2 separate regions of the Mus musculus genome follow, and region 2 is linked to region 1. The links are chromatin contacts, found by Hi-C in ENCODE. All regions are on one chromosome and are shown on one strand. Each heading gives the region's core, a stretch centred on a gene start or an enhancer-like site at or near the end of the contact. The rest is flanking DNA. Distances are from core to core; before and after follow the strand shown.

The links. A loop is a pair of places that touch in the nucleus more often than their neighbours do.
Region 2: a loop to region 1 is called in a map of regulatory T cell, with 2.0 times the contacts of the local background. The contact joins two enhancer-like sites. A Hi-C loop is called at or near these places in 2 of 37 maps with a recorded cell type or tissue (gastrocnemius and regulatory T cell).

Annotation. Positions count from the first base shown.
Region 1 is chr15:85,493,020-85,496,943 of GRCm38, reverse strand. It overlaps 7530416G11Rik (RIKEN cDNA 7530416G11 gene), which reads left to right. Exons shown (of 5, transcript NM_001256072.1): 3 at 2,179-2,334; 4 at 2,627-2,897; 5 at 3,577-3,924. The coding sequence starts at 2,212. The coding sequence ends at 3,662. Among named protein-coding and RNA genes, the nearest start is that of 7530416G11Rik, 8.2 kb to the left of the region's middle. Within about 2 kb of position 2,450, at least 1 of the 3 ENCODE cell types and tissues checked has a DNase peak (open chromatin) inside an H3K27ac peak, as active enhancers do.
Region 2 is chr15:85,698,854-85,702,371 of GRCm38, reverse strand. No RefSeq gene overlaps it. Among named protein-coding and RNA genes, the nearest start is that of Lncppara, 3.2 kb to the left of the region's middle. Within about 2 kb of position 1,410, at least 2 of the 3 ENCODE cell types and tissues checked have a DNase peak (open chromatin) inside an H3K27ac peak, as active enhancers do.

The DNA.
Region 1 (3,924 bases), core at 1,201-3,700:
TCCTCCCCAAGTTTCCTTTATGACCACACTGTTTCATCACAGTAATGGTCAATAGCTAGGACCAATCTCATTCTGCTGGGCTTCCTGCTATAGAGCAATGATGGATGATAGATGATGCCCAGGGATAAGCTGGCAGAGCTTAGGGGCAAGGAGAGTATGGGAGCTGGACAGGGTGGCTGGCCCTCCTGTGGGTAGATCCCAAGTACATGAACTTGAGGGCTCAGTCTTTTAGCTCTGGATTCTTTCTCCTCCTCCTCCTCCTTCTCCTCCTTCTCCTTCTCCTCCTCCTCCTCCCCCTCCCCCTCCCTCCTCCTCCTCCTCCTCCTCCTCCTCCTCCTCCTCCTCCTCCTCCTCCTCCTCCTCCTCCTCCTCCTCCTCCTCCTCCTCCTCCTCCTCCTCCTCCTCCTCCTCCTCCTCTTCTTCTTCTTCTTCTTCTTCTTCTTCTTCTTCTTCTTCTTCTTCTTCTTCCTTCTCCTTTTCCTCCTCTTCTTTTTCCTCCTCCTCTTCCCCTTCTTCCTCCTTCTTCTATTCCTCCTCCTCCTCCTCCTCCTCCTCCTCCTCCTCCTCCTCCTCCACTTTTTCTTAAGACTGGGGGTCACCATAAGCAGCTAAGTTCAAGTCAGGCAAGCCTTTTTGTCTGTTCCCAGAGCCCCAAGAGCTGAGCTGTCACTACTAAACAGGTACCACCAGCCCAGATTGCATCTGGTAACTGATGTAAAGACTGCTGGCCTGCCTTCCTTTCAAGGCAGCCCCTCTTCCTGCTCACAGCAGCAACTGCCACCCATGGAAGCTTAGAGCTCAAGGCCTTTCTTCCCTCCCCCTCCTCCTCATACCCCTCTCCTCTCCTCCCATCTTCCTCCTCCTCTTCCTCCTCTTCTTCCTCCCCCTCCTCTTCCTCCTCCTCTTCCCTCTTCCTTCCCTCTCCCTCCTCCTCTTCCTCCTCCTCTTACCTCCTTCCTCCTCCTCCTCCTTCTCCCACTCCTCTTCAGGGTCTCTTTTTGCAACTGTCTTATCATATCTCTAGATGTCTCACTATATATGGAGCCAGTAGGGTTTTCTGGACCCAGAGTGCCAGAAGAGACCCAGAACTGCTCTCCTGTGATCTTGATCCTAGGCAGAGGCCACATGCCAGGATAACAGGCTAAGGGAGTTTGAGACCACTGGGTGACATTCATGTAACTGTTTCTCATCTGGAAAATGTTCTCGTTGGGCCTAACAACCCCAGCATTGGAGATTCAAGCATCTTTGTTTCTGAAGTGACTTCAGTTGTCACCCAGAAGATGACATGAAGGAGGAGGGAGTCAGTTGTTGAGAGACAGCACCTCTCTCCCTGTAGTGAGGGATAGATGGTCTGTTTGGGGGCTATGCCTGCTGTTTCTTCCTGCTTTGGGACCACTGGCCAGGTTCCCCAGCCCTTGGCCTTCACAATTCTTTCCCTAGAAGTTCTGGAGTGGGGTCCAGTCTGCAAGGGACCACAGTGCTTCTCTCATAGGCTATGAGTTCCCAGAGGATGGTTTTCCTCTGCTGGTGTCTTAGTCAGGGTTTCTAATCCTGCACAAACATCATGGCCAAGAAGCTAGTTGGGGAGGAAAGGGTTTATTCAGCTTACACGTTCCACATTGCTCTTGATCACCAAAGGAAGTCAGGACTGGAGGAACTCAAGCAGATCAGGAGCTGATGCAGAGGCCATGAAGAGATATTACTTACTGGCTTGCTTCCCCTGGCTTGCTCAGTTTGCTTTCTTATAGAACCCAAGACTACCAGCCCAGGGATGGCACCACCCACAATGGGCTGGTCCCTCTACTTGATCACTAATTGAGAAAATGCCTTACAGCTGGATCTCATGGAAGCATATCCTCCAGGGAGGCTCCTTTCTCTGTGATAACTCCAGCTTGTGTCAAGATGACACACAAAATCAGCCAGTACAGATGGGAACCTCACACAGGTTCCTGGCCCTTGTTCAGAACCGGCCAAGGCAGGTACTTAGAGCAGTTTAGAACATCCTTGCCTTGCCTGATGGCGGATATCCTCCAGCAGAGAGTGAGCCCCCGCTTTCCTTTGCTCATAGGACTTGCGCTGGGGTTGCTGGTGTGCGGTGGTGGCCATGGTGTGTCCCCAGGCAGCCTCTGAGTAAGGCACCACTTTAACCTCTCCACCTCCTGTTGTTCTTACCAACAGAACTTTCCAGAGTGCAGGCAGGAAGGGCGGAGGATGCTCACAAAGGGCACTGCCTGGATTGCTGTCTACAGAGGCTCGGCTCCCTCTGATGTTTTGAACCCAGGGGAATCACTGGCAAGAATTATTTCAGCTCCCAAGAAGGGGACTTGGCGACAGGTGACTTGTCTCGCAGATTGCTGAGGTGCTAATGAGTGCTAATTATAATCTGAATCGCCTTGCCAAGGCAATCTGTCCTGCTGGGGCAGGCGGGGACCAGTCTCAGGGAGTGAGTGGGTAGCTTTGGGGGATGGGTGTCTCTGTGTCTTGGTGCTGGCTTGGGGGATGTCCCTGTTCAGACGTGTTCTTGTATTCTAAGGGGAGAAGAGACATTCACACCTTGGAAAGCCAGGCGAGGTGAGGTGGGACCGACGGTGGCAAGGCCAGCAATAGCTTCTTCCTTTTTCTACAGACACAGAAGGAGCTGTGCGGGCAGAGAGGCCCAGCAGGGTTGCCATGGGAACGCCTCCTGATTGGAAAGGGATTCTATTGGGGTGCGAAGGACAGAAGGAGGCACCCTGAATCCTGTCTACCTCACCCATTCCCTCCCTCAGCCTGGGACCAACTCCAAGGCAGGCAGCCTCAGGCTTGCCCAGGCTTCTGGAGGGCTGGAGAAGGAATTGGAATTGACATTGAATTCCATGTATGCTGGAGCCTGGTCTCTATTCCACGGCAGACAGTAGGTGAGGGTTTAGCTTGAATGTGACTCCCCTAAAAGTCTGGACCAAGTTTTCTGAGCTTATAGCCTGAACTACCAAGATGGGAAATGGACCTACACAGGGTGGGTGATCCACCCATATAGTCTGCTCTAACATAGATGTGTGCTCTGGGAATCAGTGACAGCGTCTTTGTCAGATAGAGACACTGAAGCTCGGAGAGCTTGAGACAAGTGTTTGAGGCTACGAGGGGACCAAGAAGAGGCACAGCTGGTGAGAAAGGTGAGAAAGGGCTTGTAGTCATGGCTGAAGACTACATACAAGTGGCCTCCTATGACCAAAAGTGAGCAAAGACAGGGATCAGAAGCACATTGCACAAAGGCAGACGTGGGCTCCAAGCCTGCCAAGTTTGGCAGGTGGAGTGGAGGCCAGCTCTACTCCACTTTGGTGAAGAGAACCAGGGGTCAGCTGTGGGAAAGGACTCACCTTGGTCAAAGGCCAGAAGAAATGACCTATTTCCAATAGGCAAGCTGTGGAATCAGGTTCCCAGCAACAGATATACAGAAAGCCAGGCATGGTGGCACGAGACTACATTCCTAACACTGGGGAGGCAGAAGCCAGAGGATCAAGGAGCTCAAAGGCATCCTTAGCTATAGAGGGAGTTCAAGTCTAGCTTGGACTGTAAGAGACCCCTGTCTCCCAACAGCAACCAAGCAAGCAAATGGATGGAGAAGGAAATACGGGGCCTACACACAATGGAGATTTACTGAGTCTCCAAGAGGAACGGGATGATGCCATTTACAGGTAACTAGGAGGAGATCACATCAGTGAAGTCAGGCAGCCTCGGAAAGACGGACACTACACTTTCCCACCTGGTATGCAGGGTGCTGGTTAGTTTTCTTCAACTTTACACAAACTACAGTCACCTGGGGAGAAGGACCCTCCATTGAGGAGGTGCCTCCATCAGATGTGCCTGTCTATAGCGCATTTTCTCCTCCTTCCTTCCTTCCTTCCTTCCTTCCTTCCTTCCTTCCTTCCTTCCTTCCTTCTCCCT
Region 2 (3,518 bases), core at 161-2,660, 210 kb before region 1:
TCTTGGATCTAGCTAGGACAGGCATGTTAGGGGGTGAACAAGAATCTCATTCATCAAGACAAGTAACTTTGTGCGAGGTTTAGAGAAATGGTTAATGCAAAAGCCCCCTAGACACTACAAAGATCACATCTGAGTGAAGATGACCTGGGCTTTGCGGAGTCTCCCCTGGCTTCAGACTGGAACGCTCTGGCAGGTGTGTGGCAGAGTGCTGGACAGGCTTGGGTGCCCTCTTCCAAGCACGGACCAGTTACGCAGGGTCACACCCAGAGCTGGCATTGATATGCCTTCCACCTGGCTCTTGTAGCCTTACACACCTCATGATGGTCCCATGCTGGATCCGATCTGCACTCGGCTCTGTTTAGCTCAGGGTCTGCAGTGCTCTGGTGGCTTGCCTACCCCTCAATCTAGGGTCCATAGCAAAACTCAGGAGAGAAAAAAAAAAAGGAAGATTCAAGGTCTCAGCTGGCTGAGGAGGCCCATGTAGCTGAGCCTAGCTCTCCCCATCTAGAAACAGGGTCTGAGGCAAAGTCAGTTGGCCATGGACCTTCTCTGGAGAGCTAGCGAGATAGCTGTCTGATACGGACAGGATCAGAAGCCATGAGGAAGTTGCTGGCTTATGCCTAGGGCAAAGCACAGAAGGCCTGGAGTACAGTAGGGAAAGGCCACTGTGCAGGGACCCTGGTCCCTGGACTCAGCTCGGAGCTAGACATTTAGGCTACAGGTCACCAGCTCTGAGCACGAAGCTATGTGTTCATCTGTAGATATTCTCAGTCAAAGCCTCATCTGGGTCATAGGAGGGTGAGTGGGAATTGACTATAGACGTGACATCATGGGGACTCTGTCTGCTCTCTGACAAACCACCCCCCCTCATCAACTCCCCCATGGGCCTTGCCCTTCCTTGGGAGCCGTTTCCTGTTCTAGGAAGCTTATATCCCAGGATCCCAGGAGGCTCTGTCCTAGCCCTGCAGTGGGAAGGCATTGATCTGGGCCGGTAAATTGTGAACGTTCTGCTGGGTCTCTGGAAGGAGGGCACGGCCTGAACAAGTACCACTTCAGGGTGACAGAGTTTTCTGCCTGGAAGCTGTAGGGGAAGAAGCTTAGGGCCAACTTCCTAAATGAGACAGCTTGTCTCTCTACATGGCTTCTTGCTACCCTGGTGGAGAGATAGCAGGACCAGGCAGAAGAACAGTTACATAGCATCGAGTAACCCCCCCCCCCTGCTGCCCAAGAAGATTTTTACTTGGAGCTATCTCCTCATTTTTTAAGGGCCCTCCACCCCCCCCCCAACACAGGGGTAGCAGAGCCTTCCAGTCACTCCTGGCCTCCCAGAGCATGCCCTGGATTGTCCTACCTTGAGAAGTTGGAATGTACTGTCATTACGGCAATGACCAAGGCAGCCGGTTGTACTGTGGACCTGGACGGCATCATTATGGTAGCGCTCTGGGACGCGCGCTGCTTCTGATCTCTGGGAAGGCAGAGGAAGACTGTGAGCTTGTGAACAGGCACAGGAAGCTCTTAGGGGGCTTACAGTGGATCCCTGCTGAGCCGAGATGCTGAACCAGGCAGCCACTACATAGCGAGTAGGGAGGTGGGGGGTGGGGGACTGTGTTGGGGTAGTCAGAGCCTTGGTGGTCTGGTCCATTGGCCCTGTGGGTCTGGGAGTTAAGCAGCCTCGTCTAGCAAGCACCTGGACTGCTTCTTGATATCACAGGCTACCCCGGCCAGGAGACTGGCTGGACACTGTAAAACCCTGGCATTCTATGCCATGCTCAGCCAGGGAGGCCCAAGGTCCTTGGGCAGGTCAAGGGTATGAGGGGCATTTGGAGGACCGAGGCTTTCCTCTCCAGGAGGACCTAACTCAAATCTGTGCTTGTTGACGGCTCCACTCAGAAACCCAGTGCCACAATACAGACATTATTTCTAGGCCCATCAGTGCTGACCCCGCCCGTGCCAAAGACATCCTCTCTAAAAGTACAGTGTAAGTGGCCGGCTTTCCGGATTGTGATGTCCGGCCACTCTCTCTCCCTGTCTGCTTGGTGATAAAGCCTCGCAGGGTAGCAAGGCATAAGTGAGCTGGGTAAGGGGCCAGGGCTCCCAGGCTGCCTTGCCAAAAGCTGGCTGTGCCAAGCCCAGGGCAGCCATGGCCGAAGCCAAACATTGTGGGGGCAGGTCCTGGGCTCTGGCCAGGCCACTCAGGGCAGGCAGGAAGCAGGGGTCTCCTTCTCCTCAAGGCTGGATTCAGCTACAAAATGGCCGACACAGCCAGTCAGCTATGTCGGCCATTTTGTGACGCCCTTGGCAGACAAAGGCCTATGGGAGTCAGAGGGTAGGACCAGTGGATGTCTGGCAGAGAAGAGGAACCCAAATGGAAACAAGGCTCTGCCCTGTGCTGAGGCCTGAGATGGTCTGGTCAGAGAAAGTGTGTCAAACAGGCTCTTTCCAGCAGAGCCTTCCTCCTGCCGAAGCTCCAAGCACGCTCAGGGCTTCCAGCAACTTCCACACCTCCCTTCAAGGGGCTCCTGGTGGGCCATGGTGGGCCTGTCAAAGAGCACTGAAGTTCTTACACTTAATGGTAGCAGATGTGAGGCTGCCTAGGCCTGTGCGCTTCGGGGTTACAATTCTCTGCCCTAGTTTCTCTGCAGGACATGTCCTAATCTGCCCATGCTGGGGAGGCCTCAAGCCAGGGGCCTCAGGTGCCAGCCTGTGCTCCTAGAACAGATGGTCCAGGTAGAGCAGTCCTGTCTGGGGCCAATAGGTTGAGGGATCAGTTGCCAAGATGGCCACCAACAGGGATCCCAGGAGTACTCACTTCACGAGTGTGTGGCTGTGCCTGGTCCCCACTCTTGATGGCTCCAGCTAGGATGGCCCTAGAGACGTTCTATCCTGCCTCAGCCACGTTGTAAACAAGCACCATCATTTATCTAGTTAGAGCCCCTTTTTCATCTGCTGGCCAGCCAGCGGTCCCACTGCCCACTCACCATGGCTGCTCTCCATGCCTTTCTAGGCAGAGGGCAGTAGGAACTCAGTGACCACCCACGGAGAGGTGGATCTAGGGGTTATTGGCCTCCTTTATGCTCCTTCCCATTCTTATTCTCTCTCTTATTCAGAATCCAGTTGTAAACTAGAGGCAGAGAGAGTTGTAAACTCTGCCCCCCCCCCCCGGGGACAGGACGGAGCTGGGGGTATAGGACCCACTTCAGGCTGCCTCGTATTGATCTATGCTAAGCAAAACATCTATGTGGAGAACAATCCCACTTCACAGGCAGGTAGTCTGAGGCCCAGGGGGATCAGTGACACTACCAGGGGGGCAGTGACACTACAATCTTATGTTGTATGTTGTAGGCTAGGTCCTAGGAGAGATGACAACTAACACAGCTAAGGTTCGGGTGTCTGAAAGGGACTGTCCACATGAGTCCAGGGCAGGGCTGTGACAGAGTGGAAACTGAGAGGAGTCCTTATCACGGAACTGCCACAGTCACATGGTGAGAACACATGGTCACATGGTAAGAGTGGGTGCC